Regions from separate parts of the Mus musculus genome. Here regions 1, 3, 4, 5 and 6 are each linked to region 2. The links are chromatin loops, found by intact Hi-C in ENCODE. Cell type or tissue: left cerebral cortex. All regions are shown on one strand.

The links. A loop is a pair of places that touch in the nucleus more often than their neighbours do. Peaks named below come from ENCODE experiments on the same cell type or tissue, not always from the same donor. Only the 100,000 strongest peaks of a DNase experiment are listed, where the experiment ranks them.
Region 1: it touches region 2 in a loop (6-fold over the local background); 7 of 42 quality-filtered maps call a loop at or near these places.
Region 3: a loop joins it to region 2, with 7 times the contacts of the local background. A loop is called at or near these places in 6 of 42 quality-filtered maps.
Region 4: it touches region 2 in a loop (7-fold over the local background); 20 of 42 quality-filtered maps call a loop at or near these places.
Region 5: it touches region 2 in a loop (8-fold over the local background); 19 of 42 quality-filtered maps call a loop at or near these places.
Region 6: a loop joins it to region 2, with 2.6 times the contacts of the local background. A loop is called at or near these places in 19 of 42 quality-filtered maps.

Annotation. Positions count from the first base shown.
Region 1 is chr5:150,165,980-150,170,979 of GRCm38, forward strand. It overlaps a transcript of Fry not described here. Among named protein-coding and RNA genes, the nearest start is that of Gm52797, 37 kb to the left of the region's middle. In left cerebral cortex, CTCF peaks have their summits at 2,926 (motif pointing right) and 3,689 (motif pointing left); DNase peaks (open chromatin) are centred at 1,623 and 2,898; H3K27ac peaks cover 1,335 bases.
Region 2 is chr5:150,663,972-150,668,971 of GRCm38, forward strand. It overlaps N4bp2l2 (NEDD4 binding protein 2-like 2), which reads right to left and starts at 1,641. Exons shown (of 6, transcript NM_201369.3): 1 at 1,530-1,641. In left cerebral cortex, a CTCF peak has its summit at 1,904 (motif pointing left); DNase peaks (open chromatin) are centred at 1,388 and 1,772; H3K4me3 peaks cover 1,631 bases; H3K27ac peaks cover 1,190 bases.
Region 3 is chr5:150,590,179-150,595,178 of GRCm38, forward strand. N4bp2l1 (NEDD4 binding protein 2-like 1) reads right to left here and starts at 4,347. Exons shown (of 5, transcript NM_133898.4): 1 at 4,086-4,347. The coding sequence starts at 4,258. In left cerebral cortex, no CTCF peak of the experiment used is centred here; DNase peaks (open chromatin) are centred at 3,035, 3,261, 3,506, 3,925 and 2 more places; H3K4me3 peaks cover 2,894 bases; H3K27ac peaks cover 2,370 bases.
Region 4 is chr5:150,520,075-150,525,074 of GRCm38, forward strand. It overlaps Brca2 (breast cancer 2, early onset), which reads left to right and starts at 2,547. Exons shown (of 27, transcript NM_009765.3): 1 at 2,547-2,822; 2 at 3,101-3,205. The coding sequence starts at 3,139. In left cerebral cortex, no CTCF peak of the experiment used is centred here; DNase peaks (open chromatin) are centred at 2,140 and 2,521; H3K4me3 peaks cover 1,463 bases; H3K27ac peaks cover 598 bases.
Region 5 is chr5:150,438,954-150,443,953 of GRCm38, forward strand. It overlaps Fry (FRY microtubule binding protein), which reads left to right. Exons shown (of 61, transcript NM_172887.2): 46 at 533-703. Among named protein-coding and RNA genes, the nearest start is that of Gm36299, 34 kb to the left of the region's middle. In left cerebral cortex, CTCF peaks have their summits at 2,904 (motif pointing right) and 3,533 (motif pointing left); a DNase peak (open chromatin) is centred at 2,919.
Region 6 is chr5:150,457,935-150,462,934 of GRCm38, forward strand. All of the region lies in intron 51 of Fry (FRY microtubule binding protein), which reads left to right. Among named protein-coding and RNA genes, the nearest start is that of Gm5, 42 kb to the right of the region's middle. In left cerebral cortex, a CTCF peak has its summit at 2,095 (motif pointing left); no DNase peak of the experiment used is centred here; H3K4me3 peaks cover 991 bases; H3K27ac peaks cover 1,555 bases.

The sequences.
Region 1 (5,000 bases), 500 kb before region 2:
GGCAAATCTATGGGACATTTTCTTGATTTATGACTGATGTGTGAGGGTCCAGCCCACTGTGGGTGGTCCTATCCCTAGGCAGGTGGTCCTGGGTAGCTAAACAAATCAGAGGAAATAAGTCAGTAAGCAGTGTTCCTCCATGGTCTCTGCTTAAGTCCCCCCCCCCCCCCCTTTCCTGGCATCTCTCCCTTTCCTCCCTGAGTTGATTTTGGATGATATTTTCTCTTAGCAACAAACACTAAATCAGAAGAGTAATAAATAAACTCCACAGGACTTGGGAAAGTGAAACGAGGTACCGTGACCATTCAGCCATGCTTGACTAGATCCTGGGCGTTTTAGGGCAGTCTTTATTCTATGTTATTTTGAGAAGTGTAGTCCAGGCTAGAAGCAAAACTTGCTGGGCTCACAATAGGCTGTTGCAGCCTGCTAGTTACATTGTTGCAGATTTTCTCTTCAGTTCAATGCTCTGGTCACCCTTCTCTCCACAGCTTGGGATAAGACCACAAGGGTGCTAATTGATATCACTTGCCACTTGTTCTAAGCTAACCTTCAGGCTTCCGGTGGCTGTCTTCTCTATATAATTCACTCCTCTCGGGCTGCCTCTCTGATACCTGTCCTGAAGTAGTTGCTTGCTACCATGTTCCTGAGCTCTTCTGGGTCGGCCCTAAAGATTTATTTCTAAGTACACTGTAGCCATCTTCAGATACACCAGAAGGGGTCATCAGGTCTCATTAGGTGTGGTTGTGAGCCACCATGTGGTTGCTGGGACTTGAACTCAGGACCTTTGGAAGAGCAGTCAGCGCTTTTAACCGCTGAGCCATCTCTCTAGGCCCTGATTGAGTTTTTCAGAGTTCCGTGTTTGTGGTCTGCATCCGTGAAGAGGGCTGGACTGTGGCTGGTGATCTGATAGGTCTCCCTGGCTTCATTGTCCTTACTCATGGGGTTGTGTGGCAGCCATAAACTCCAAGTAGGTGTTAACAGAAACAAAAGGCATGGGTGCTTTTCTGGTCTCTGCCCTAGCCTGCCCCCTTCCACTCTACTTTTTGTTTTGTTTTGTTTTTGTTTTTCGAGTCCTCTCTACTTTTGACTGGTGCCAGTGAAATAGGAAGCAGGCCCAGTGGCGGGATCCAGTCTGAGTTAACCCGTGTAACTACAACCCCTCTGACTCCTAAGCCAAGCTACACCCCTTCCCTAAGGGTGTGGGTAAGGCCAAACCCATTGACCAGAGTAAAGAATTTTTTTGTTTATTTGTCCTTGAAGGACTATTTATGGCATCTTAACCATGTGACACTCTTGAGACTGTAATTACAGAGTTTCGTTTGAGAAAAATCTATAACATTCCTTGTCTTACTTTCTCCATCTGGGATTTTGTATTGAGAGCAGTCTTATCTTGGTGGCCTGTCCCCTCCCCACCCCCACCCCCCTTGAGCATCCCCAGAGGCTACTGTGTGGTTTCCTTGGTGGCTTTTTTTTTTTTTTTGGAAACACTCTCCTGTTGCTAGGCAGATGGACCAGATTACATAAAATGTAGATTTTTTTTTTTTTTTTTTTTTTTTTGGAGAAGCTCTTTTGAGGGGCTAGGACCTGCAAGAATCAAAAGGCAGCTTGCGAGGTTTCCAGGAATGAGGCTAGAGGTTTAAAAACTGACTGATCAAAAGGATTTGAAAACAAAACAGAATGGCTTGCCCTGGTTTCCTTTTCATATATTTAACAAATGTGCACAGGGTGAGGCCATTCTCCTTCACCAATGTTTATTTCTTAAAGTTTGGTTTGTTTGTTTTTTCTTATTATAAGAGAAATTCCCTCTCATGACCAAAAGAACAACGACAACAACAAAAAGATAAAATTAAGAGATAAATTACAGAATGTAATTCTGCCTTATATGGAGGCAAATTAGTGTGTGTGTCTTTTTTCTGTTCATTTTTATTATCTCTCTGAGAATTTCATACAATGTATTTTTTAAGATTTTAATTTTAAAAATAAAATAAAATGCACATAGATGTTTTATCTGCATATAGGTGTGTGTATTGTGTGTGCACAGTGCCCATGGAGACCAGAAGATTCCCCTAGAACTGGAGTTATAGATAGTTGTGAGCTGCCTTGTGGGTGCTGGGATTTGAACCTGGGTCCTCTGGAAGAGCAGCCAGTGCTCTTAACCACTGAGCCATCTCTCCAGCCCAGCCTACAATGTATTTTGTGTGCATTTGTTTCACACACACACACACACACACACACACACACACACACACACACACTACTCAGAATCATTCTCCCTTCCCTTCCACAGAACTCATTTGAGTCATATTTTCTTGATACCTTCGTTTCTGTGCTTTAGAATATTTGCTGAATTCCAGTTAGCTTTTTAATACTTCCAGTTTGTTTGACTCCTACACAGGAACTCTAAAGTCAGTTCTAAATCCATGCCAATTAAAGGAGCAACTTTTCATTCCTGAGGCGTGAAACCAGGCTAATGGCACTTTGGACAGTAAATCTTCTTTATTTAGAGATAGGGTCTCAGCCTTCCTCAGGAATTACAGTAGTGTGTGTGTGTGTGTGTGTGTGTGTGTGTGTGTGTGTGTGTGTATGCGCACGTGCCACGCGCGCCCGCGCATGCCCAGCTATTCAACCTTTTTAATGGTAAGTTTAATAATTGTGTGCTTTCCTTAAATATAAGCTCTTGTAAATCACCAGTAGCTCTTCATGGAAGTTTCCCACAAAATAAGCACTATATAGAATTCCAGAGATTTCCTTTTTGAGCCCAAATGTTTGCCACTCCACATGACACCGGATCCAGTTCCACGTGTGGGCATGGTTAGCATCCAGGCTGGTTGTTTGAGACATTCCTCTTTAGACACATTAGTGGTTTCTCACAAGGCTCATTTCCAAATGGCTATAGATGCAGTCGGTAATGACGGTAAAGATACGAAGCGAGCACCAGAGGGAGCTAGAGGCACGCAGTTGTCTGCATCCACACAGCGCCCTTAATGAAAAAAGATGCCATGAAATTGAAAAAGAGCAAGGGGGAGGGGGTGGGGTTTATGAGAGGATTTGGAACGGAAAAAGGGAAGATGGAAGTGGTGTGGTCATATTATAATCTCAAAAAATAAAAGGAACATTTTAAAGCAGTATTTCTTTAAAAAAAAAAATGCTATCTTGTCCTGAGCAGATATTTTTGAAGGGATAGAATATAACGTTAATATGTGACCTATCTTTTCCAGCATCTGGAATTTGGTTTTTTAGCAAACGTTTGAATGTGAATGACTCGAGTTTGAATCTTAAGCATCATTTAGGGAGTCTGAGTATCATATGCAAACAAACCAGCCTTATACATGTAATTTCTCATTATGATCCTGTAAATAAATATCATCAGGTGGTTTGCATCATAAGGTGAAGTCAATAAATCTGTGTAAATAGCAACACAGATTTGTGTGTGTGCGTGTGTATGTGTGTTAATACAAAAATTAAAATCCAGGCTCAATACTGATAGAAGAAACTTTCTTATTGCAAATGTTGTGATCTTAAAACCTCAAAATGAAAATTTCATAAAATGAACTGAGACTGGAGAGATTGCTCAGTAATTAAAAGCACTGGCTGCTCTAGCAGAGAACCCAGGTTCAATTCCCGGCACCCACATGACAGCTCACAACCAGCTGTCACTCTAATTCCAGGAGATCCGACACCCTCTTCTGGAATCTGTAGATACTACACGCACATGATGCATGGACACATGCAAGAAAAATCATAGACATAAAATCAGTAAATCTAAAGAATTAAAAAGAAAATGAACTGAATTGAAACAACCGTTGAGTCCTTCCACTTTCTCTCCCTTCTTGTTTCTTCCCTACCACCAACCCGGATGCAGTCACAGGCCTCAAAAGAGTCAGTCTGAATGCATGGTCATATGACTTGGGTCCCTCCTCTGGCTTATATGGATCCATTGTCCCATTTTATCCCTGAATTCTTTTTTTTTTTTCCATTTTTTTCAAGACAGGGTTTCTCTGTGTAGCCCTGGCTGTCCTGGAACTCACTCTGTAGACCAGGCTGGCCTCAAACTCAGAGATACACCTGCCTCTGCCTCCCAAGTGCTGGGATTAAAGCCATGTGCCACCACTGCCCAGCTTATCCCTGAATTCTTTGAACAAGGCTGACAGAGTCTTTGTTAATACTACTGATTAAACTAAAATCAGATAACTCTGCCCAACATGTATAATTCCATCCCAATATATATTGGAATAACTGACCTAAATCTTTAATTGTTTGGACACTGTAAGGAAAGAGTAGGCATAAGGAGTGTTTTTATTGTTGTTTTGGAGGGTTTTGTTTTGTTATTTTTTTTTTCCAAATATGTCTTTCTCCCTGTAAATGACGTGGTTCCTCCAGTTTCATGGGTAACTTTTGCTGGAAGAGAAGTTCACTTTCTTTTCTTTTTTTTAAAACATTTTTTAAATTTTATTTATTATTATACAATAAGTACAATGTAGGTGACTTCAGACACACCAGAAGAGGGCATCAGATCTCATTACAGATGGTTGTAAGCTACCCTGTGGTTGCTAGGATTTGAACTCAGTACCTTCGGAAGAGCAGTCAGTGCTCTTAACCTCTCAGCCATCTCGACAGCCAGCAGTTCACTTTTGTAACTGCAGAAGCACCTCTCGAGCCCCCAGGCCAGTGAAACCAAATAGATTCACTTTATTTTATAGCCATCACCAACCTCTATCTCCAGCTGTCTTTCCACATTTCCAGACTGAAACTCAGTATCCACCGATGAGTGAAAAGTATTCTGAGGTATTCTAGATCTAATCAGAAGAGCCAGAGAAAGGAGGGAGAAAGAAAGAGAGATGACACTGATTCATATGTGATAGGCCGAGCAGAAGGAAAAAAAACACTTTGCACGTGTGGGTAAGGGCCAGACCTTAAGTTGACCCCTGCACTGACCTTGTATGTCCTACCCACAACCCCACCCAGTTCAGAAGCTTTGAATGCTGCAACCAAACCACTGT
Region 2 (5,000 bases):
GAGGGGCTTAGGGGTGTGGAATTCAGCATAGCTACACACTAGACACACTATTGGCTTCAGCAAAAGGGCATCAGGACTTTGTTCTTGTGGGCTGGGGGCTTATCTTGTTCACATAGCAACCAGTTGATGTATGACTTTACCCGGCGCCAAGGGGCAATAGACAGAGGGGAGGTTCCAGCCAGATGGTGTCAACTCAGACAAGATAGCCTTGCCTGCGTCCTTGCATTCCTTTTCATCTTTACAGTCAAGAGCCCTGCCCTGGCATCCGGGCTCATAGACAACTCTTTTACATGAATCACAAGTTACAAAATCTCATTTTCCTTCAGTACACTGTACCACAAATACCTTCCTGTTTAAAATCATCATGTCTTTTGTAGTATATACTTTAACTTCCAAACAATTATCTCTCTTTAGCATCCAAATACCAGGTTAACTAAAAACGCAGTCTTTGTGGGGTCTTTTTCTTTTAAGTAGTATAAAAGCAGTTTTCCAATTGAATGTAATAATTTGGAAAAAAAAAAGTTTTGAGTTTTAGTGATGATACAAATTATGCTTAGGGAAAATAATCAGAAAACTTTAAAAATCAAATCATTCATCTTTTCTAGTAGTTTCTCTAACTTGAAAAATACACTTTTTAGGCAGGGTGGTCTATGACTGCAACACTAGCATTTGGCAGGTGTTGAAAGGAGCTCAAGACCAGCCTGGACTACACAGTAAGTTCAAGGTCAGTCTGTATTACCCAAGACCCTGTCAATAAATGTAATTAAAATTACTCTTGACAGGCCGTGGTAGCTCAAACCTGTAATCCTATCAATAGATTTCCAGTCCAGTATGGGTTGGCTACACAAATGGGTTGCAGAGCAGCCTGGTTGGGAGAGACTATGTCTTTTTAAAAAAATCACAACTTCGCTTCTCTTGTCATAGAGGGAGGGGCGTTAAGAAACCAAAAGCGCTCTTTTGGTCACATCTGGCCTGCTCTTGGAATCAAAACCCAAACCCTACAAACGAGAAGAAAGGCGACAAGCCATTAGCAGAGACGAAGGAAGCTCCAACTGCGGAGAAAAGCCAGGTTCCCGGAAAGAGCCCCCACCTCGGCCACATGCTCCCATGTCCTCAATCTAACGTCAAGAGCCAACCAAGCAAGTGCAGCAGGGTGGACCGACGTCGTCAGCGCCCTACCTGCCGGGCCCCCAAGGCCTCCTGACCGGGGGCGGGCTGCCAGGCCAGGGGCGCTCCGGCTTCTCCGTCCCTAAGGAAAACGTCAAGATCCCTTCTAAGAATCCGGGGAGGTCCCGAAGGCTGACAGGCTTCTCTTGGGGCTTCCACGCTCGCAGTGAGGCGAGAGCTGTGTCAAAGCCGGAGGTGCAGGCGCCAGCCGTTCGCTCAGACGAAACCGGAAATACCTCCCTCACCTCCACCGGGACCCATCGCTCTGTAAGCACTTCCACCATCTTCCTCTCCAAGCCCTCCCCCACCCCACTCCACCCCCTCCAAAAAAAAAAAAAAAGAACTTCCGCGAACACACGAACCTCCGGGAAGACGAGAGACCGTCCAAAACGTAGCTATTAAACGGAGCTGGAAAGAGACGCGAGGCTGGAGCAGTTTCATACGCAAGATGGCCGCCACCTCTAGGATTACCCATGCAGCACCGCGGGCTCACGCCCGGCATTATGGGGATTGAAGTCCGGCGTCCCGCAGTCCTCGTTTACCTCAAGGCACCGAAACTCAGTGTTCCAGAGTCCATTGCAAGACTTACAAGCTATTTTGGCCACCAACGTAGACTCAGTCTTGTTCCCCGCCCTGTAGTGGGGGGAAGTTTCTTAAAGAAACATCACCTTTATCTATAAAGGCAGCGACGTCCTCTGGGGTTCACGACTCAAAAAGAACAAGAGTGCTTGGCGCCCCCAGGTGGATGGACGCGCAAGCCTCTGTGGTGAGTGAACAGTTTTCAGGCTTTTCAGGAGACAAAAGAATCAGCCTAGGCTTCAAAGGGGAAAACATTTTGTGTAACAGAACTCAGTTGCTATGGTTTCTCAGAAACACCATTTAGTATAATTTTAAGCTTCTGAACAACTGTGGCAAAATAGAGTGCCTGCACCTCAGAACCCCATAACAGATGACTCTTGGGGAGAAGAAATTATAAAGTATCTTACTTCCAGATATAGGAAAACTGCTATATAAATATGTATTGAATTAAAACTAAATACCAACCAAATGACTAGCTCCAGTTAAAGGTCTTTTTTTTTCTCCTTTCCATTTCTATTAGCCTGTCGTCCTCTCCACCCCTTGTTTCGTTTGGGCCCGCACAAGAAGATCGGCCATCTCAGCATATTTGAATAAGTCTTGTCTCCAACACAATAATGTTTTTTTTTTTTTTTTAAAGATTTATTTATTATTTTAAGTACACTGTAGCTGTCTTCAGACACACCAGAAGAGGGAGTCAGATCTTGTTACGGATGGTTGTGAGCCACCATGTGGTTGCTGGGATTTGAACTCTGGACCTTCGGAAGAGCAGTCGGGTGCTCTTACCCTCTGAGCCATCTCACCAGCCCCCACAATAATGTTTTAATTTATAAGTATAATAGATAAAAAGCACAGTGAAGCCGGGCAGTGGTGGAGCACGCCTTTAGTCCCAGCACTTGGGAGGCAGAGGCAGGCAGATTTCTGAGTTCAAGGCCAGCCTGGTCTACAGAGTGAGTTCCAGGACAGCCAGGGCTACACAGAGAAACCCTGTCTCAAACAAAACAAAACAAACTAAAACAAATCACTATTTTATTTTATGTGAGTGTTTTACCTGAGTGTATATATACATATATATACACCTGAGTGTGTGTGTGTAAATATGTATACACACACACTCTCTCTCTCTCTCTCTCTCTCTCTCTTAAGAGTGTTGTGTAAAAGAGAGAAAACCCATTTACTTTATGAAAAGCAGTGTCCTCGTCCCAGTTCTTACCAGTCCCTATTACTACCCTTCTCTTGTGAAGACTCTGGTGGAGTGTTCTAGAATGTAACACCAAATCTATTGTCTATTCTGCACATTGCTCCAGCACCCTCCTATATCCCATTGTCCCACAGCAGCTGGAAACACTGTTCCTTTAACATTCACCACCACCCCCCCACACACACACACAGCTTCAGTCCTGTAGTGGCTATTCCAGGTTGTCAACTTGACTCTATCTAGAATAAACTACAATCCAGAATTGGAAAGCTCTCACCTGTGAGCTAATCTGGAGGCTGGGAGATACAAGTTTCTGACCTGGATTTTGGCATGGAGACCTTGAGGCATAGTGGCTCAGAATTAAAGATTAAGACAGGGAGATCTCTGAGTTCAAGGTCATCCGGGACAAAGCAAGTCCCAGACAGATCCAGGCATGGTGGCACACACCTTTAATCTGGGCCACACTGTCTGCTGGAGACCTACATAAGGACATTGAAAGAAGGAAGATTCACTCTCTCTCTTCTTCGCCTCCTTGCCTTGTGGGACTGATCTAGATGTTGGGCTTCCATTCACTGCTGCTGCTGACCATTGTTGGGGACTTGAATTACAGACTGTAAATCGTCAATAAATTCCCTTTCTGTATAGAGACTACCCATAAGTTCTGTGACTCTAAAGAACCCTGACTAATACAACTTCTAAGAATTGAACCTAGGACCTCAAGTATGGCAGCTAAGCCCTCTATCATTGAGCCAAGCCACCACTGACGTCTTGAAACATGATTTTCATATAAAAGTGTATATACTGCCTCCTTCAGTTGATGCTTACTATAGCACACCAGAACCCATCAGCATCCTCTGAATATGAACACCCTCTTAACAAGATTCTGGTGTCATTGTCAGAGATTACATATGTGATGGCTATTCTTGGTCGTCAGCTTGTCTATCTGGAATGAGTCACAATCTGGAAATGGAGGACATAACCTGTGAAAGATTTTGTTTGGTCTGGAGTGGGAGAGTCCATTTCTAGTTCTGACCTTTGAGATGAGAAGACACATGCATGCCTTTGATCCACATCTTGAATTGGGAAGAAATGCCTTTAATGTTCACTCTTTCTGCTGGAAGTCTATATAAGAGCTCGGAAGCAGGAAGCTTTTGCTCTTTGCCTGCTAGCACATCCATTCCTTCACGGGCACTGGAGCCTTCTTCTATGGGATTCCAGCATAGATGGAGGACCAGCTGAGACACCCAGCCTTGTGGGACTGAGCAACTACTGGGTTCTTGGACTTTCTGTTCACCGCAAGCCATTGTTGCATTAGCTGGACTGCAGCCTGTAAGTCATTCCAATAAATTCCATATATGTGTATGGACATATGCATATATATATATATGTATACATATACATACACGTGTACATATAAAGAGAGATTTATTCTCTATGTTCTGTGACTCTAGTGAACCCTGACTAACAACAAATTATTTATCATTCACAGTAAATAGCAGTTTGATGTATCATTTTGTACAACCTATTTCAGAACTACTGCAGCATATTTCACAAGTCTCAGTTGCTGTAATCTATATTCATAAATGATGGATTTTCAAACCAGAGTGCTTACATATAGTGTGTCCGAAGCTATGATTGTAGTATCACACCAGTGGAGGAAAATGTAGAAGACAATTATTTCAGATATTCCAAACATTGAAGAAAATCAGTAAAGTATAAATGGCTGTAGAGACAGGAGAACCTATTAGTTTTAAGTTAAATTTATTTTCATTTTATGAAGGAGTCTGCAGCGGGCAGAAGTGAGCGTCAGATCCCCTGGAACTGGAGTTAGAGGTAGTTGTGAGCCACCACGTGGGTGTTGTGAACTGAACCCAGGTCCTCTGCTAGAGCAGCCAATGTTCTAACCCATCTGTCCACCCCAATGAAAACCTTACTGTGTGCTTTGCCTGTGTGTATGCCTGTGTACCACATGCATGCAGTGTTCAAGGAGGCTCCAAGAGGGCGTTAGATTCCCTGGAACTGGAGTTACTGATTGCTGTGAGCCACCATGTGGGTGATG
Region 3 (5,000 bases), 74 kb before region 2:
GCATTGAGGCACTGTTCCACATCCCACCCTGCTTGCCTAAGAACAGAACTGATTGTTACTAGTTGTTTCTTCCTGCTTGTTACTCTGAAACACCTTCTAGGCCCTGTCTAGGCCCTGTCTACAGCCTCATTGAGAGTAAGTCTCAGAAAGCAAGGGAACATGGTCACAGTTGATTAATGACTGTTGATTAGCATGGCTGGCCTTCACAGCCCACAGCCCCTGTGTTTAATATGCTCTCTGTGATCTTCACAGTGAATGTATTTGTGGGGTTGGCTCAGGTGTTAAAGGAATCAAGATAAAATGTCATAGTTGTTAAAAAGTTCATCTCCTCATGAGTTTCCTAGCCTATGTCCAACTGGAAATCAACCTATGAAAGACTTCCTTGAGAGAAGGACACAGTTACTAGCCAAGTCATTAAACACAATCTTTACTGCGCCTTGATGTTTCACCTTTAAAAAGTTACCAAGCAAGGCCACTCTGGTCTACAAAGTGAGTTCCAAGGCAGCCAGGGCTATACAGAGAGACCCTGTCTGGAGGGAGGGCTCAGCAATTAAGAGCACTTGTTGCTCTTCAGGGGCCAGGGTTTGATTCCCAGCACCCACATGACCATCTGCAACTCTAGCTTCAGAGGAGGCAGTGCCTTCTCCTGAAGTCGTCTCTAGGCATCGAGCACACATGTGGAAAACATACAAGTGTGCACACAAAACAACCACACACACATATCTTTCAAAAAAAATTTTTTTAAGTTACCAGGCAACACACAACTAACTGTTGCTGAAAATCATAAAACAAATGAGGGGAAAGTCTACGGTCCCGCTACTAAAAGTCAGCACCCATGGGTGTCTACTTATCTTCTCACTCAGTTTGTTTTTTTCTAAGCATCTATACAGACCTCTTTCTTTGAGCATAAAATGAGGTTTGCGTGTCTGTGTGTAGCTTTCTTCTTAGTTTGTTTTTCGTTTTGGGGGACAGGATCTCACCTATCCCAGGTTGGTCTTGAACTGACGATGTAGCCAAAGATGACTCTGAACTTCTGATACTCCTGCCTCTACTTCCCAAGAGCTGGGATCACCGGGACAGGCTTTTAATTTAATATCAGGGAAGAATACATTTACAGGTCGTGTGTGTGTGTGTGTGTGTGTGTGTGTGTGTTTCCATCAATAACTGTGTGACTCATAAGCCAATCTATTTTTATGTTTACTATTTAATCAGGAAATTATACTTATTTAAGTTATCTTACTTTCTTCTGTCACAGAAAGACATATCTCTGATGAGCATTCCTCTGTGTCCGCATGTTTGTGCAAACATTTCCTTAGGATGAGTTCTCAGAGCTGGAATCACAGTTCATAGTAACCACCTATCCCCAGACAATGCTCAACCGAGAACAGATTTTAATGTAGACTTAGAGCACATGCTAGCTCGGGTACTGTAATATGGCTAAAATGTTGAAACCAGATAAAAACCCAATTTAAAAGGAAAATCTGAAGAATTCAGAAAGATGTTTTCCATATCCCAGCAAGTTGGACATGAAGATTCTAGAATACAATGTTGGCTTGAAAGACAAGACATATCCTATTTTTAAAAGAGATTTTATTAGTTATTTAGTCAAATGAGATATAAAAGTTAAGCAGGAGATGAGCCCATATTTGCAAAAACTAACTTCCTCTAACGTTAAAGAAAAAGATTTTATTTAAAGGTCTGGTTTAAGAAATACACGTCCATTATAGAAAATGTTGAAAGCATATAGATAAAATGACCCTCAGGATCCAGTAAGGACATAATAACCGTACAGTGTCTCCGTTCTACATGGTGTTATTTAAGGCAATCTTCTATTCTTCTCTCTCCTATTCCCTCCCTGGAAAACATGGTCTGGGAAGGTCTTGCTGTGACTTCCAGACTGGTTCTTACTTGCAACCCACCCTGCGGAACTTTATATATAAACCCACAGCCCACCGGGAGGCATGCCAAGGCTTACATTGCCCCTTACAGTAGGGGGCCGAGTCCATGGTTTGCCTCCTCTGGTCACAGCCAATGCCTCTGTAACTCCGAGGGCTTGTCCTGCCAATCAGTCACCTAACCAGTGACTACATCTCCAGTGAGTGGCAGAGCTTGGCTAGGAAGCCATACTTGACTCTTTAGATCTGGCAACAGGAAGTTACGAGAAAGATTCCCATTGAACCCTCTAACTTAATCACCTCTTAGTAGTCACAGAGAGGCGTCATGGTTGCTTAAGACAGCAGCTAGCTAGTGATGAGGTAGATCTACAGCAGGCTTCTGCCTTCAGGCCGGGGCTCACCCAATCTGTCCCTACGGGTGTTTAATGAGATGTTCTCTTGTCCGATGTCTTCTGCTTAGTCAAATGTCAAGCAGGAATTAAAATCCTAGAAGTGTAGAAAAGGAGAGACAGAAAGGACCCTTAAAAGGCTCCCCGGGCCAAGCCCTGGCTTTCCAGTGCTGACTCTCGGCTTCTTTTCTTCCCTATTCTCTGATCCTCACACTACTTCCTCTCTCAGCGATTAGAGATGCCATGGCTAAAAGTTACTTCCTTCTCTGACTTTGAGCGTGTGGAGAATTTACAGGCTGTCAAAGTGAAAGTGAGATCGAACAAGGGTTGGCATCCTGAAAACACCCGGTAACAGATGTACCCTCTGTGAATTGCTGGATCACAAAATAACCAAGTTGTCCCGGGTTCCAAGGAGGCTCTCCACTTGGAACCCAACCTACCACTGCCAGGAGCTTCCGGAAAGAACCTACGGAAGGGTGTCTCAGAAAAGGGTACCAGTGTGGCCTTCGCAAGTCATCTATCCCTCTAAGATGCAAAGGTAGCAATTTTCGTTAGCTGGCTGCTTCTCCACAAATCAGCTAGAACCCCAATACAAATTGTCAGTCCCTTATCTGGCCGTGTCAGTTTCCCCATCATCCACATCCAAAAGATTCGGGCCCTCCCCCTATGATCACTACCTGGTGCCATGGAAATCAGCATGTGACCGCGGGCTACCTTGATTCTTCAGCGGTTCCAGGGTCCTAGGGCTAGCCTTATCTGATGAGAAGGGAAGCAAGCACACAGGTGGCAAGTGACTGCTTCTATCGACTAGTGTGTGCCCGATAACGTTCACGGAGGGTAAGACATGGCCCCTATCTTCAAGTATCTCACAGAAGGCAAAAGCAACCGTGTGCAAACCTAAGCGCAGTCACAGAGATGTAAACAGGAGCCAAGACGCTGAGAAGGGCGGGCGGCTTCTACGGCAGGGTGAGGCAGCTGCGAGGGGAGGTAATAGAACCGGTTTTAAAAGGCTAGTGAGACCAGTCGGGCAAAGGGTGACGGTGGGAAAGCCAGGCAGGAGGGTCAGCATCCTCAACCCCAGCAAGGAGAGAGAAACAGTCCAACGTTGCTGGAATACCAAGTGCAGGGCAGGAAGTGGAGGGCGTTCAGGCTGGAGCGGTGGGCCTAGCAAGGTGCAGCAGGCAGCAAGCCCGCGCAGTTCTCTCTGCCCGGGTACCCGAAGGGCCGCTTACGCAATTCGCGAGTGATCGAATTTGGGCGCCCGCGGAGAGGCTGTCAGTGACGGTCGGTGGTGGCGCCGCCAGCCCCCCGCCCCCCTCCCCAGAGCACCTGTGCGCCTTCGCAGCCGCCAAAGCAGCCGCAGGCTGCGCCGATCCACCAGATCTCAAAGCGGGCCCCCGGCCAGCGCCGCGCGGACCCCCGACCCGGACATCCCCGAACTCGCTCCGGTGACAGCGCCTGTGGGCGCCGTGGCGGCTGCCTGCGCGCCAGCGGGCGGGGAGCGGGTTTCTCTGCAGTCACCACCAGCTTTTCCCGAAGAGCAGTCCCCGCGGGCCTCCCCGACCCGGGGCTGGGGACGAAGGTTGCCGGGGAGTTGGGGGTGGAGGGGTGGGCACCAGGCCCGGCGCGGCGGGGAAGGGCCGGCGGCGGCGTCTTGGGGCTTGCGCAAGGCGCACTGCCGAGGTCCGTCCTCCCGGGCCGGCGCGCGGCAAAGCTCTCGGGCGCGCGGGGCAAGGGCAGGGGCGGCGCGCGGAGCCGCTCGGGGCAGGAGCGCGAGTGGGCGCCAGGCCGCTCTCATTACCTGGCCAGCGTGGTTTTTCCCGAGCCCGGGAGGCCGCGCAGGAGGTAGAGGTGTTTCCTAAAGCTGTGGCGGCGCGGAGGTGGCCCCCGAGCGGGCGGCGGCCGAGGAGGCGGCTGCTGCTGCCGCTGTTGGAGGCTCAGCCTCCCGAACGATTCCAGAAAACTGTCCTCCATGGGGAGGGGGCTGGCGGCGAGGGCCCTGAGCTCCCTTCCTGAAGTCACGGTCTTGGCCAAAGCTGTTGTTTTTGTGACTCTCCGGCCATGTGATAGATGGAGGGGCGGGCGCTCGGAGCCCGGCCCCTCCTCCCCGGCCCCGCGAACCGCGGGAGGGGGCGTCTCTACCTGTGAGGCCCCGGCGCTGCCGGGGAGTCTGACAGCCCGGGGAAGCGTGGGTGACGCAGCCCCCAGCGCTCCCTCCAGCCCCCCGCCGCCTTCCGCAGCCCTTCCCAAGGGAAGGGGCCTGGCCCCGGGGACACAGTGGGAGGTTTCCCTGCAGTCACTGTGGAAGCCCAGCCCTCTGCCACGGCTCTGCCTCATCTCACTTCAGACCGGCCTAGACCTTGAAAGTAAATACTTTCCGTGGGAGATTAGAGAATGTGACCAGCGCATCCGAGCAGTCACAGTAAAGACTGTTGTCTCCCCTACTGCCTGTGAATCAGTCAGCACCTGGCTGGGGTCCCAAGGACTGAGGTACACTCCTTCAGGGTCCTGTACGTTTCCTTAGTACCGGTACCGGCCTGCCAAAACTATCCTTAAAAGCTGTATGCAACTTTTAAGTCTCTTGTTACTCCTTGGGTCTCGGGTGGACTCAGGAGGCTTCATGAACACCTTCCGCTGCCACATAGCAGGGGAGATTGTCATGGTACCATTTATATAAAACCAAATTCAAGTTGCAGGAGTTGGCAGCACCCACTGG
Region 4 (5,000 bases), 140 kb before region 2:
TCTGAGTTCGAGGCCAGCCTGGTCTACAGAGTGAGTTCCAGGACAGCCAGGGCTATACAGAGAAACCCTGTCTCAAAAAACCAAAAAAAAAAAAAAGAAAAAAAAGAAAAAAAATGCACTGATAGGACTGGAGAGACAGATCAGCCATTAAAGGCTAGGCTGGAAACCAAAAATTACTTCAGTGGAAACATCAGAGAGACGGGTGACAGACAGGGAGAGATCTCAGCTGTAGGCCTCTGATGCTATTTGATAGCATTCTTGGACCTTTGGTTCATATGGTTTTGTTAATATATTCTGAAGGGTTTTTCTTAATGTTTGTTAGGATTAAAGGCACTACACCATAGAGGTGGGTAAAGAATACACTTTTAGCCGGGCGCTGGTGGCACATGCCTTTAATCCCAGCACTTGAGAGGCAGAGGCAGGCAGATTTCTGAGTTCGAGGCCAGCCTGGTCTACAGAGTGAGTTCTAGGACAGCCAAGGCTACACAGAGAAACCCTGTCTCGAAAAAAAAAAAAATACACTTTTAGGGACCTAATGACAGCAGGCAATACATTGTAATTAGGCTCTGAACCAGCAATATTCCAAACTCTTCACAGTTACCGAGTTTTAATCAACAACCTTTGTAGACACAGCTTTTCCCCCTAGAGATTCTCATCCACACAATATTGAACTGCATCCTACAGATTTGCTAGAAGAGATTTGATACTCTCCATCACACACCTAGACATAGAAGGTAACTCTGTGAGGGTATGACTATACTAACTGTAAGACTTTTATTCAGTATTTACAATATATATATGACCATCAAGGTGCAGTGCACATCATATACATTTTTATGAAAATAATAGATTTAACAGATAATGGATTGAATTCAATAATGCTTGGTAGTTAACAATCTGAGTAGCTGAGCTCAAATCATACAAAGTCTATTAGAACAGACAGACATGGTTGGGAGGTTCCTTGTACCAAGAACACAAAACGTAGTCATGAGCTGTTAAAGGCCAGGAGGGTGTGATACTGAGCTATCTTTCAGGGGGTGAAATGTGTCAAGGCTTCTCATTATTCCACTCTAGTGAGACACCTCTCTCCTCCGACTTCCCCGGGGGAAGAAGCAATTTTTTTCTTTTCTAAGTAGAAATTACTGTGCATTTTATTGTTTGAGTGCTTTGTCTGCATGTACATCTATCTGCACGCCAGGAGAAGGCATCAGATCCCATTACAGATGGTTGTAAGTCATCATGAGGGTGCTGGAAATTGAATTGAGGACCTCTGGAAGAGCAGCCAGTGCCCTCAACTGTTCAGCTGTCTCTCTGGCCCCAATATGTTTTTTTTCCAAGACAGAGTTTCTCTGTGTAGACCAGGCTAGCCTCGAACTCATAGAGATCAGCCTGCCTCTGCCTCCCAAGTGCTGGGATTAAAGACATATGTCACCTTTGTCTCATTTTACAAGCTAACAAAACCAAATGGATTTGAATCTAAATTTAGAACGTCTACCAGGCTAGTTTTTACCCACTGGACAATGCTAAACACTTCATAGTATTGTTAGAAACGTTCAGCAAGCAGTAGTTTATTACTAGATAATATCATAGGCCTCTTCTTTGCTAAGCAGACCTACATCAAAAGTTTTAGTATTTTTTTACAATAGTGATACTTCTTGCTAAAACTAAGGATTACAGCTTACCAGACAAAATTGATACCAATAAACCAAGCAGACTTTTCTCAATCGTCTTTATTGTAGTGCTGAGTATCTAACCCAGACCCAGAGTCTCTACTATTGAGCCAGATTCCCCAACCGCAGGTCATTGTTTTTCTAATCCAAGAGGACCTTTTAACTGCTTAATCATGTTCTGGAAGCAGCAAGGCCTCTAAGATCTCTTGTTGGATCCAGTCGAGGGCTTTCTAAAGTTCAAACTACAAACCTACAGTAAGCCATGCACTGGGCTTGTTACTCAGTAAATTCAGGGGAGAGGTAATAATGTTTCAGTTTTCTAGGCCAGTTTCTGGAAAAGTCGGGAAATACGGTGATCGCATCCTAAAACCTGCAGAAAGGAGTACTAATATTGCAGGACTGCTATTTAACTGCGTGCGTGCGTGTGTGTGTGTGTGTGTGTGTGTGTATGAGAGAGAAAAGAGGGGGAGGGGGAGAAGGAGAGAGAACACTTGAGCCCAGGTCCTACCACCCGTCCTCAATAAGACAATTAAAAGCGCCAAATTAAAAGTGTAAAGCTGAAAGATTTATTTAATGTGACGACATTGAGAAGAGGGTAAAGAGATCCAAAGAATCCCTTCCAAGTCTATCTTCAGGGTTAAAGTAAACAGAACTCCAAGAACCCCGAAGATACAGAAAAAGAAAGTATAAACAAAATTTTAGGCCACAGCGGGAAACAGACACACACACATATCGTGAGGGGAAGAAAGGAATTCGGCTGGGGATGGGCGAGCACATGCTAGCCGGGAACAGGCACAGAAGGAGCTGCTCGCTGACTTCCCGGTGGCACTCGCGCCGCGTCCCCGTCGCGGGGTCATGACGTCACGGGCAGAGCGCGGGCTTTTCGCGGGAGCGGGAGCCGTGAGGCGTTGCCGTCAGTCAGCTACCGCTGCGGGAGCGGAGCGGGTCGGTGCGGCCGGGTGTGGCGGGCGTGCGCTCCGGGGTCGTGAGGCCGTGAGGGACGCGCCTGACACCCCGGAGGAGCCAGTCGACCTCCTTCACGGCCACCCGGAGCAGCTGCCCCGGTGCAGCCCGCGGCGTCCTCCCAGAGGGATCCGGCGCGTCCAGAGTCCGCGGTAGCTGCCCCGTTCTGCAGTCGCCGGATTACCTAACGTGTGTGTCTCGGCTCCCTGATTAGTCAATGTGAATAATTCTAAATAACGTTAGGTTTGTCTTGTCATTGACTCCCACCATAGCCACTTTCGGGTGCTGTGATGTATCTAGTAGCCACTTGGTTGGAAGCACAGTTATAAACTGTCCCCATCTTCATGATAAGTTCTGCTCTTGTCCCAAAAGATAGGCCTGAGGTAGGATAAGCTTCCAAGCGATTCTGGTTTTACCTGTCACAAGAAACCAGGCTTGTGCAGTGTCTGTTATTTTCTCTTTTGCAGACTTCCTTACCGAGCATCGGAGAAATACTGTAGAGAAAATGCCCGTTGAATACAAAAGGAGACCAACTTTTTGGGAAATTTTTAAGGCGAGATGCAGCACAGCAGGTATTGAGGAATTTTATAAAACCTGGTAAATTAAGTCCCATTAAAAAAATATTTTCAATAAAATAAGTCAAGGTGAATGCTTGCTTTAAAAACAAACAAAAACCCCAGCACCTGGGAGACAGAGGCAGGTGGACTTCTCTGAGTTTGAGGCCAGCCTAGTCTAAAGAGAGAGATAAAGGGCTTTATAGAGAGCCTCTGTCTCAGAAAAACAAACAAAAAATTACTTGAGCTAGGTTATAATCCTATGGAAGCTGAGGCAGAAAACTGAGCCAGGTGGATTAAATGAGTTCAAGGCCAACTTGGGCTACATAGGGAATTCCTGGATGTCAGGAGCAACAGAGCTTAGACCTAATTAAAAACAAAACACAAAAGAGGGATGAAAGTGACCCTGGTCTCTGCATTTGTTCCTCAGCATCAATTTAGCAGGCATTAGCTGATTCCTGTAATCTCACCTTTGGGAGGTAGAGGCAGGAGGATCAGGAGTTGAAGGTGATTTGTGCTGTAAACAGGTCGTGGAGTCAGATCCAGTTAACATAATCTTTTCCTGGTCAATCAGATGATGTAGAATACCTAAACTGATGGGGAACTAACTCTTTGACTTCCAGTGGAAAGAACTGTTTTGAAAGGGCTACGAGCAAATCAGAAGCATTGGTGATGCTAGTGATGAACACTTTTCAAACCTTTTATGACTTATTTTGTTTTGAGCTGTATGAGTGTGTTTGTGTATTTGCTCTGTGTGTGTCGGTGCCTACAGAAGTCAGAAGAGGACATCAGGTCCCCTGGAGCTGGAGTTGCAGGTTGGTTGTGGGCTGTGATGTAGATGCTAGACTGAGTTTGGGTCTTCTGCAAGAGCTTCTTAACCCAAGAGCTTCTTAACCACTGAGTCATTTCTCCAACCCTAGCTTTCTCTGTTAAATGACATCGTCTTGCTCCGTAACCATGACTGATTTACGATTTGCTATGTAGATCAGGCTGGTTTCAAACTTGCAGTGACCTTCCTGAGTGCTGGGATTGCAGTGTGAACAGCCACACCAGGCTCTGAATTAGATATCATAAATAAATATTGACAGTGCATGAAAAAGATCACATCCATTAATATTACAACTGATCTGATAAGTTTTTGAAGTCTGGAAGAAGTCAGCTACTGTTAGTTCTCTAGAAATTGTTAATTTCATTTTGAAAGCTCACATCTCATCATTAGCAACACACTTTTGTCTTTACTATAAAAGCCCACTTCATTCTAGAGAAAATGCCTGCCAAACTTCTGTCTGCAAAAATGCTACATGCATTTTGTTTCTCAGAAAGGATTAAAAAGGCAGGCTAAGGAATTAAAGCTTGGTCCCATCGGTGGCTTAGTGGGTGAAAGTGTGTGCTACATAGGTCTGATGACCAGTTTCTAAGCCAGAAGCAACATGAAGGTAGACTCTTGATTCCATGTGCACACATCAGATACACGGCAATGAGAAGGTTGGAGCATGAGCTTCATACTGTTCCTTTTACGTTGTTAGTGAGTCCCTGGCATTCTCCTGTGGATTGCTAGGCAATGTTAAGTGCTAGTGCAGTTGGGTCCACTGCCTTCTGTCATGTAGGTGCACCAGGTGTTTACATACCTCATTCCTTGTTGTACAGATGTTGACATTGTGAAAAGGACAAAGAACACCATGCTCTAATTATGAAAATATATTGAACCCCCCTATGCCGTGGGTAACAGCTATATAGGGTGGTTGGGTCCTGTTTGACATTTTGTTGTTGCCATGTAAGAATCTTTCTCATGTTTATTTGAAACTCTGGCCCA
Region 5 (5,000 bases), 230 kb before region 2:
CATTATTAAGAAAAGCAAGTGGGAGCCGAATGGTGGTACAGTGCACACCGTTGATCCCAGCATTCGGGAGGCAGAGACAGGTGCATCTCTAAGTTCAGGGCCAGTCTGGTCTATAGAGTGAGTTCCAGGGCTACACAAAGAAGACCTATCTCAAAAGAAGAAGGAAGGAAGGAAGGAAGGAAGGAAGGAAGGAAGGAAGGAAGGAAGGAAGGAAGGAAGGAAGGAAGGAAGTGGGGAGGCAGGGAGAGGCAGATGGTAGCTGTTGAGAAGGCTCAGCAGGTAAAGGTGCTTGCTGCCAAGCTTGCCGACCAGAATCCATCCTGGAATCCACATCTAGGCAAAGTTAATGAACACGAAGCAAGTGGAAAGATTTGTGAGGGAAAGTGTGTACTAGTGAATGACTCGATGAAGCATCTCCGTCGCTACCCAAAAGCATATGGGCTCTTCTCCAGACGATCAGGACTTAGAATGTTTGCTAACGTCCCTTCCCGTCCATTGGAAACGCTCTAAATTGGTCTGCTTCTCTTCAAAGGTTTGCTTGGAAGAAAAAAACCCTAAACTTTCCAACCTGGCTCACGTCATGACCCTTTACAAAACACACAGCTACACAAGGGACTGCGCCACATGGGTCAACGTGGTCTGTCGCTACCTTCATGAAGCCTATGCCGACATCACCTTGAACATGGTCACCTACCTGGCAGAGGTAATTGTTGACGCTAAGGATAACATCAGTTTAACATCCATGGTTCACATGAGTATAGAGCTTTGACAGTAAGTGTCGTGCCTTGTGCTGGGAGACCAAGGTCTCCAAATGCTAATGGATTCATTTTAAATCCTCACAACACATCAGTGAGTGGGGTATTCTGTGAAGAAGCTGAGGCTGGGCTCTGTTAACTCATGAGCTGTAAGTTCAAGATAACTGACCCTAGATCCATCGGCCTCCCTTCCCATCAGCATGGCTGGGATAAACTTGATCCTAGCCTGGCATGAGAGCACACATCTGTAATCCCAGAGGTAAGAGGTGGGAGTGGGGAATGGCAGTCAGATCTCATCAAGAACTTAGTATGTCGCTAGGCATGTTAGTAATTGATTGTTCTAAACTAATTAACAAATTATAATCTAGACAGAAAATATCATTGCCTCTTGTCTGTACAACTAGAAGCATGTGTGTTTCTAGCACAATCCTTACAAACTCTTACTCTGAGCTTCTGTACCATGGATGTGAGATGTCTGTAGCATTTTACAAGGCAGACGATCTCATGTATAGCACCTCCAAGTGACCAGCATTTTAAACACCCCTCCTACACAGCACTCTTGCTTCCAATAATCCCCTGGTCATACCTTTTCCTGCAAGCAAACTCACCCTTCTCTCAGCACCCAGACAGTATGAGGAAAACCACCACATATACCCTGCTACCAAAGCAGGGGACATACAGCACCCATCCTGAGGGGGTAATGAGTAAGATGACCATGTAGGAGATTTTGTCTAGAACGTTTACCATAAACATTTTAAAAGTACAAATTGGATGCGGTGTGTACATATAGTAGAATAATATTCTGTCTTCAAAAGGAAAAAGTTATGAAGCCAGAGAGATGGCTCAGTGGTTAAGAGCACTGACTGCTCTTGCAGAGGACCTGGGTTCAAATCCCAGAGTCCACATGGCAGCTTACAGCCATCTATAACTCCAGTTCCTGGGGATCTGATGTCTCCTTGCATGGGATCTGAGCTCACATGCGACAGACATGTATGCACATACATACATTCATACATGCAAAACACTCAAATGTAGGAAATAAATCTAAAAAAATTTTAATAGATGCATAAATTGTACTGTTCAGCCATTAGCCCAAAACTGTCAGCAGCCTTGCTATGACGACCTCTCCGGCTTCCTGCCCTGTGGAGTCTATCAACTTCTGTTCTATTTCTTTCCTTCATTCAGGTCCTGGCCTTGCCCTTGCACACACACAGACTTGTATTGCTCTGCTCTGTCTGCTTGATATTTACTTTGTGTGTATAAATACTTGATATTTACGCATGAACGTGACACTCCACTTAACACTTCCCTGTCCCATTGCTTACATTTGTGATTTGTTTGTGCGGATGGCCCTGTTGCCACATTATCAAGGGACACTTGGTGATGTGTCAAGTGGTCACTCACTTTTTAACCAAGATTTACTATTTCGTTTTAATTGTGGGGGGAGGGGAGGCAGGTGAGTTCTGTACCTGCAGAGGCCAAAGCAGGGGATCAGATCCCTGGACCTGGAGTTACAGGGGGCTGTGAGCAATCTAACATGGGTTCCGGGCATCAAACCCTGCACCTCTGCAAGAGCAGGGTGTGCTCTTAACCACTGGGCTGTCTCTCCAGTCCAATCATGGCTTTGTATTAAAAAGCACTTTATGAAATAGTATTGTATGGTCTCATTTCCTAAAGTAGAAGTACCCCATCAAAGGGCGTGGCTATGTGGGTGCTCTTAGCTCTATACATTTGGGGACTCGGTCTTCACAAAGGCTTTCTCAATCTACAACATTAGAGATGATCTGTAAATATTTTTGTTTTCCCCAGTGCCCACTGAATTTTGCTATTCTATGTGTCCTTTTGCATAATGATCTGTTTACACTTTTGCACTGTTTTCTTTGTGTGTTCTCTTGTTTTGTTTTTATATCTTCTTTCCAGTCGATGTAGTCATTTTTCCCACACAATAGATTAATGTAGCTCTCTGCTTTCTCGTGTGTGTAGACTGCTCAGTTACCTCTTCTGATGTGCGATTTCAACGTCTACCTGCATGGTTTCTGTCAGTTCTTTGCAGTAAATCTGAACAGTGAACTTTTAAAATAAAGCTTTTTAAAAGTATCCTTATTTTTATGTGTTAAAGGTACTTGGGCATGTAGTACCTTCACAAGCCACAAGAGGGCGTCAGGAGCTCTTGATTAGAATTGACAGTTGTGAGCTACCATGTGGGTCCAAGGAAACGAACCCAGGTCCTCTGGAAGAGCAGCCAGTACTTTTTTTTGAGATAGGGTTTCTCTGTGTAGCCCTGGCTGTCCTGGGACTCACTTTGTAGACCAGGCTGGCCTCGAACTCAGAAATCCACCTACCTCTGCCTCCCGAGTATATGGCTAACTGAGGAATAAGCGATTAATGATTTTAAATCTGTTTTGCGTAAGCAGATTGAGCTTGTTATAATTTTTCCTCACAGGGATAGGAGAATAAAGGGATAGGCCATATATTTCGTTAGTGGATCTAGGATAATAGAGATTCGGATTATTCCGTAACCCGGCTGAGCAGCCAGTACTTTTAACTGCTGAGCCCTTACACTATCTTTTGACTTCATAGGCACCTGCATGTATGCAGTGCACATAAATTCACATAGGCACACACATACACATAAATACATAGCTCTTTTAAAAGGCTTTATGGAGATTGCAGAGGTGTTAAGGAGTTAAGAACACTGGCTGCTCTTCCAGAGGGTCAAAGTTTGAATCTTAGCACCTATATGGCAGTTCACAGCCTAACTCCAGTTCCAAGAAATCAGATACCCTCTTCTGGCCTCCGTAGGCACTGCAAGCATGTGGTATATAGACTTATACACAAGCCGGACCCCCATACATAAAAATAAATAAATAAGTATAAAAGTAACTTTTACTCGCCTGATGTAATTGTTGTCTCTGAGGCATACTGTCTCCACCTGCTAACCTTCCTGGTCCTGGAAGCCTCTAGCCTCCATACAATCTTATCTAGGCCTAGAGTGTTTTCAGCCTCTGAGACTTGCTCCTGAATAAGCTCCCCCTTTCTTGTTCTTTCAAATTGATCTCTGGTGGGCTGGTTCAACTCAGCTGTTCTGACTTAAACTCCTCTCCCAGCTGACTGATTCAATCTGGCTTCTCAGTTTCTCCTGAATGACCTCATGCTAACTTTGGCAATATGTTCTAATCTTTTGGCTCATTCTCATTCTCTGGCTCTCTCTTTTTCTCCCTCTAACCTGTCTCTGTACAACTGTCCCAGTAACACTGGCTCTGCCTCCCCCTCCCCCTCCCCCTCCCCCTCCTCCTCTTTCTTCTCTTCTCCACACTGCTCTCTCTCTCTCTTTTTTTTAAAGATTTATTTATTTATTATTTATTTATTATATGGTATTTACAGACACCCCAGAAGAGGGCATTGGATCCCGTTACAGATGGTTGTGAGCCACCATGTGGTTGCTGGGAATTGAACTCAGAACCTCTGGAAGAGCAGTCAGTGCTCTTAACCGCTAGGCCATCTCTCCAGCCCCCTGCACTGCTCTCTCTTAAATAGCTTCCCTTTTTACTTAACCAATAGTTTTAAGTCACGGAACAAGGTTTACACAATGGCCTGTTATCATGAGAATTCACCTAGACCTTCAGAATTTAGCTTTACAATACATAGCAACAGACTAAACCTCAATAACATAGTGAAACAATATCTCAAAACAAAAACAAACAAGAAATATAGACCTTTTTAGTTTCCTTGGTCTCCAATGCTAAATTATCTAATTGACATCTTTAATGATATATGAAATATTTCTTTATTTCATTAACCAATTCTGAATATTCTCAATTCCTAACCTTTGCCAAGTTGATGAGCAGCAAATTATATCTTTAAATTTATAATTTCAATAGTGCCCCATGGTTTTCCTTTTGAGGTTTATTTTCTGATTTTTTTCCCTACTATTTGAATTCTATGTTTATAATTCCAGACCTCCCTGGAACTGCCTTCATTATCATCTATTCAATAACTATGATTTTGGCCTGGAGTGGTTACATGCGCCTTTAATCCCAGCCCTTGGAAGGCAGAGGCAGGAGGATCTCTGTGATTTAGAGGCCAGCCAGTACTTCAGAGCTTTCAAAAAACAAAACAAGAGAAGACAGAAATGGCTAGGGGGTTTGTTTCCTGTCCTAAGCACACTGCAGTGATAGGGGTGTGGGGAAAGCTTGGGTACTTCTCCAATGGCTAGGGGTCCTGTTTCCCGCCCTAAGCACACTG
Region 6 (5,000 bases), 210 kb before region 2:
TCAAACACTCGCTGACCTGCCTAAACGAAAGTGTTGCTTTCTCTACTGGCCACACTCTCTATAGCAAGTTCTCTAGTTAGAAAGTTGTGAACTCCGTTTTGCATCAAGTTCTGCAAAGAACAGCTGCCGCACTGTTGTACAAATCACCCCGCCCTTCCTGTCTGAGCCCGAAGCAAAAGTTGCCAACTTGTTTTTAAATGGCAAAGATCTGAATCGTAATGACTACACAAAGACTGTGTGTGTAGTCTGAGGGAGAATTTTTTTTGTTTTGTTTTTAAATCACAGGAACGCATCATTTCTAAGCCTGGGACCTGGGCAAAATATGCTAACAATTCCATTTCTAATTGATTCAGTCACTTCAAAGCCTGCTGTTGCCACCCCTAGAGATCGGAGCCCTCAGGCTCCTGTATTCCTGTGTTGTGTTTAATGAAATCATTAGTGCTTAGAATGAAATATGAAGCATGAGACAGATCCGCTGTCTTAGCCCTTCGGGGTTGCTTGGTGGTCGGCATTCCAGACATCTGGGGCAGCTGAATTCAAGTCCTGGCAGGCGTGTGCAGATCTGTCTGTTTGGAATGGCAATAATAAGATTCATTGCTGTTATCTGGGGGCCTGGGAGGAGGAGAAGAAACACCTTCGATTGTACAGCTCAGGGCACGTTCCCTGGGAGAAGCAGTGCCTTGCCTCCAGGGAATGAAAATTCAAGATTGTGACATCTAATGCTGCATTGGTCAATTCTGACTTAACTAAATGCACTCTCTGTTCCAACTGCAGCCTTTACAGTTAAAGGCCCAAAGTGAAAGTTGATTATAGCCTGTGGTAGGTAGGCACCTCCTAACTTAACTGTGATCTAATGGGAAAATGAGAGTCTGAGTGGCTGACAGAAAGAATGTGACTTCTGGAAAACCCACTCACTCATGTGTAGTTGAGCCCCAGGTGCCGACTTCTGTTGTCCTCCCAGGTCCAGGTCTGCCCCATGTCTGACCCAGCAGGAGAGATGCAAGTGCATTGCACACTGAGTAAACCCAGACCTAAGAGTGTCAAAGCTCTGGCTAAGGCTGGCAGTGTTAGTCAGTGGTAGAGCATTTGTCTACTATATACTCAAGGCCCTGGGTTGTATCTTCATTGCTACCTCCCCACCCCACCCCCACAAAAGATAGTAAGAGAAAAAAGTACTTCCGGATATTGTGGTACCCACCTTCAACCTGAGCACTGGGGAGGCAGACACCAGCTGATTTCTGAGTTTAAGGCCAGCCTGGCTACAAGTGAGACCCTGTCTCAAGAAACAAAAAAGAAAGAGAAAAAGGAAAACAAAAAACAAAAAAACTGACCCCCAAGGCACGCTTAAATGAATGCCTGCTTAATCTTCTTCTTAAACTGTTCTCAAACCTATTAAGAGGATTTCAGGGGATTCTGGCAACCATAATTAGTGACCAAGAAGGAATTCACTAAATGCAGCGAAGATAGTTTTGAAGTGATAACACAAAACACATCAGTCTGGAGTCCTGAAATGCCTGTGAGCCAGTGCTGCGTGCTCTGCTGAGGTCAGGGCTCCTTGACCGAGCAGCTGACCTAACTCTGGTCTTTGGTTAGAGTTCAAGGTCAGCACCCTCTGCTTTCCAGAAGTTCAACTGACATCAAAGGCAGCATCCTCCTGTCTCAGCCCCAGGATGGTATTACACAGAGTGGCCTGGAAGGCAATTAGACATAATTCCAGAACGGCTAGTTCAGAGGCAGAATACTTATCTAACAAGTCTAACAGGCTTGACTGCCTGACTATCTCAGCCCCAAGAAAAGCAAAACAAACAAACAAACAAACAAACAAACAAAACTGAAGCTGTCCAGGGACAATAAATGATAAATACCAGAATGTATCTTTCATTATCTCTGTATTGTCCTAAGCAACAGCAACTGACAACTGAAAATCACGTAGGTTACTTTATCACCTAAGGTTAGGATGTTAGAGAGCTGAAGAGGAGGCTCAGCAGTTACCAGCACCAGCTGCTCTTCTACAAGACCTGGGTTCGGTTCCCAGCACCCACCCAGTGGCTCACAGCCATCTGTAACTCTCAGGTCCAGGGGATCTGACGCCCTCTTGTGGCTTCTGCAGGCACTGCATGTGAATAGTGTACATCATGTACATCCGTGCAGGCAAAACACTCCATACACAGAAAATGAAATCAGTATTTTCAAAGATTAATATTTGTATAAGGAGCTCAAGAAAATAAGAAAAATGAATCTAAACAAAGTAGTAAAAAAAAGAAAAAGAAAAAGAGTAAACACTTTTGTAATCCCAGGTACTTGAAGGCAGGAGGGTCTCCTGAGCCCAGGAGTTCAAAATTAGCCTAGTCAGCACAGATGACCCTTGTTTCAGAAGTAAAGAAGAAAACCCTTTGAGGAAGCTTTGCAGTTTCTGGACTAAAATAAAAGACACAGAGATGTTGAGAGCACAGTAAAATGAAAGCATTTGAGCCTGAGTCCTCATGACTCAAGGTCTGCCCCTTGGGCCAGTGGGTATAATTAAAAACTTTCGGGGTGAAGAGATGGCTCAGCGGTTAGGAGCACTGACTGCTCTTCCAGGGGTCCTGAGTTCAATTCCCAGCACCCACATGGTGGCTCACAACCATCTGTAATGGGATCCGATGCCCTCTTCTGGTATGTCTGAAGATAGCCACAGTGTGCTCATATACATTAAAAAAAAATACATCTTTAAAAAAAAAAAAAAAACTTCCTGTGGACCTAGCATGAAGGGTCAGATGCCCTGTGCGGGCCATGTGGAGCAGTGTCGGGCATGCAGCTGACATTCTCTGTGCCAGCCATCAGACAATCCCACCAGTGGCAAATAGCTCGTGACAAAGCCAGTGATGTAAACATACTCTGGCTTCTTCGTCAAACATGATTGCCAAAACAAAAACAAAGAAACAAAGTCTCAAGTTAATTTGGGCATCTGAGTAAGCTCTTCGTCACAGCTCTTGCCCTTGGAGTTTGCAGGATCTTTTAAAGGGGCTATATCCCCGCGGTGCTAGATCATGACCGCACTGTTAGCTTTGGAAGTGGGACCAACGGATGCCCCTCTCTGACCCTCTTTTCTCTCCCATGATATTTAAACATTTCCTCACAAACAAGGGTTCAGACATTCTAAATAAATAGGTGTTAAGGAGAACAATGTTGTTGCTGAAGTAGGAAGCTGCTTCCGCACGTGGGCTCCTGACATCACTTCAGCCTCATCTTCTGCCAGGAAGACAAGCAGGAACTCTGAGAGCAAATAGTGATGCTTTTTTCCCTTGGAGTTCAGGCATGTTTTCCTTCTTTTGTAAGAGTTGTGTCTACTGAAGAATATGTTGCTAGCACTGTTGTTGTGTGAAAACTAAAATGCACTGGGGTGTTTTATACATTATATCATTTTAAATAGAACTTTTGTTTGTTTTTCTGTCCATTCAAACTGCTCCCCCAGGAACTTCAGGTAAGACGATGTTACTCTTACTTAATTCTGGTGCACAGGCAGGTGCATTGTATCTTTGTGTAGTTCTATAACAACCGGAGCGCTTCACCTTCCCTCCAGCACGTCTGCCTATCTGTGTGTAGACTTCTTCTTAAGTGTTTGATAGATGAGGGTTTGTTTTTTTTCGGGGGTCGGGGGGAAGGAGGATTGTTTGTTCGTTGTTTTTTGGTTTGGTTTGGTTTTGCCCTGCCCCTCCCCCTTGGCTGCTCTAGTATCGAAATATCTTCTAAAATATAAAAATGCTTTCGTATCCTTAGTTCTGGAAGTTGCATGGTTGCATCTCTTGAGAGGAGATAAGTCTTTGACTGTGGTCTAGGGGTAGGCACCGTACTGCCTCCTATGAATGGGTTTTGTTGCCCTGTAAATGGTGAAGGAAATCAGGCTGAGGATGTACCTAAGTGGTACAGTGTCTAGGTAGCAGGAATTGAGGCCCTGAGTTCCAGCCCCAGTACTCCTGGAAAAACAAAAATCAAAAACAAACAAAACAAAAACCACTTTCTTTTCTAAAAATCCAAAGCTATCGCTCTGTGTCTGGCAACTAGATAAGTTAATTTTCATCCAAACCAGGTGCTCTGCAAGAAAAAAAAAAAAAAATGGCTGATAATGGTGTCTGGGCCCAGGCCTATGACAGTATATCATCTTAAGCAAGCTGACCCATGACCCTATCACTTTAGGACTCACTTAAGTAGCTTTATTTGGAAAAATGTATTTGATTATTTATTTATTTGTTTGTTTATCTATTTATTTAATTTTGGCTAGGGGTAGAGCTTAATAGGATATTGTTTTGTTTTTTTGTTTTTGTTTTTGTTTTTTGGTTTTTCGAGACAGGGTTTCTCTGTGTAGCCCTGGCTGTCCTGGAACTCACTTTGTAGACCAGGCTGGCCTCGAACTCAGAAATCCGCCTGCCTCTGCCTCCCGAGTGCTGGGACTAAAGGCGTGCACCACCACACCCGGCTCAGGAGATTATTTCCTTATCATGCACAAAGACCTGGTTCAATTGCTGGCTCTCTAACAATAACATTTTTAAACACAGTTTCGTTTTAAATAATTTCAAGAATATTATCTTTGACACTTCAAGGGTATTTGTCAATATTCTGCTATCTCGGGATAAACTCTGGGTGTTATGTTTAAATTTGACAGCTATATGTGCAAATGGTCCATCTGGAAATAGCTGCTCTGTATTTTCACACACACACAATCTGGCATCATGAATCAACAGGGTTTTGGCTTTTTACCTTGTATGTGACCTAAGGCACATGGTGGGCATCTGGTGCAGAGGCAGGATGGGTGGCTCCAACCGAGGGTAGTCAGTGCTATGCTGAGAAAGCTGAGCTTGGAGCTAGAAAGATAGCTCAGTGGCTGCTCTTGCAGGGTACCCAAGAGCACCTACAGGGCGGCTCCAGTTCCTGGAGATCTTACACCCTCTTCTGACCTCCCCTGGATAGCACACACATGGCGCCCAGGCACACATGTAGATGGAACATTCATACACATAAAA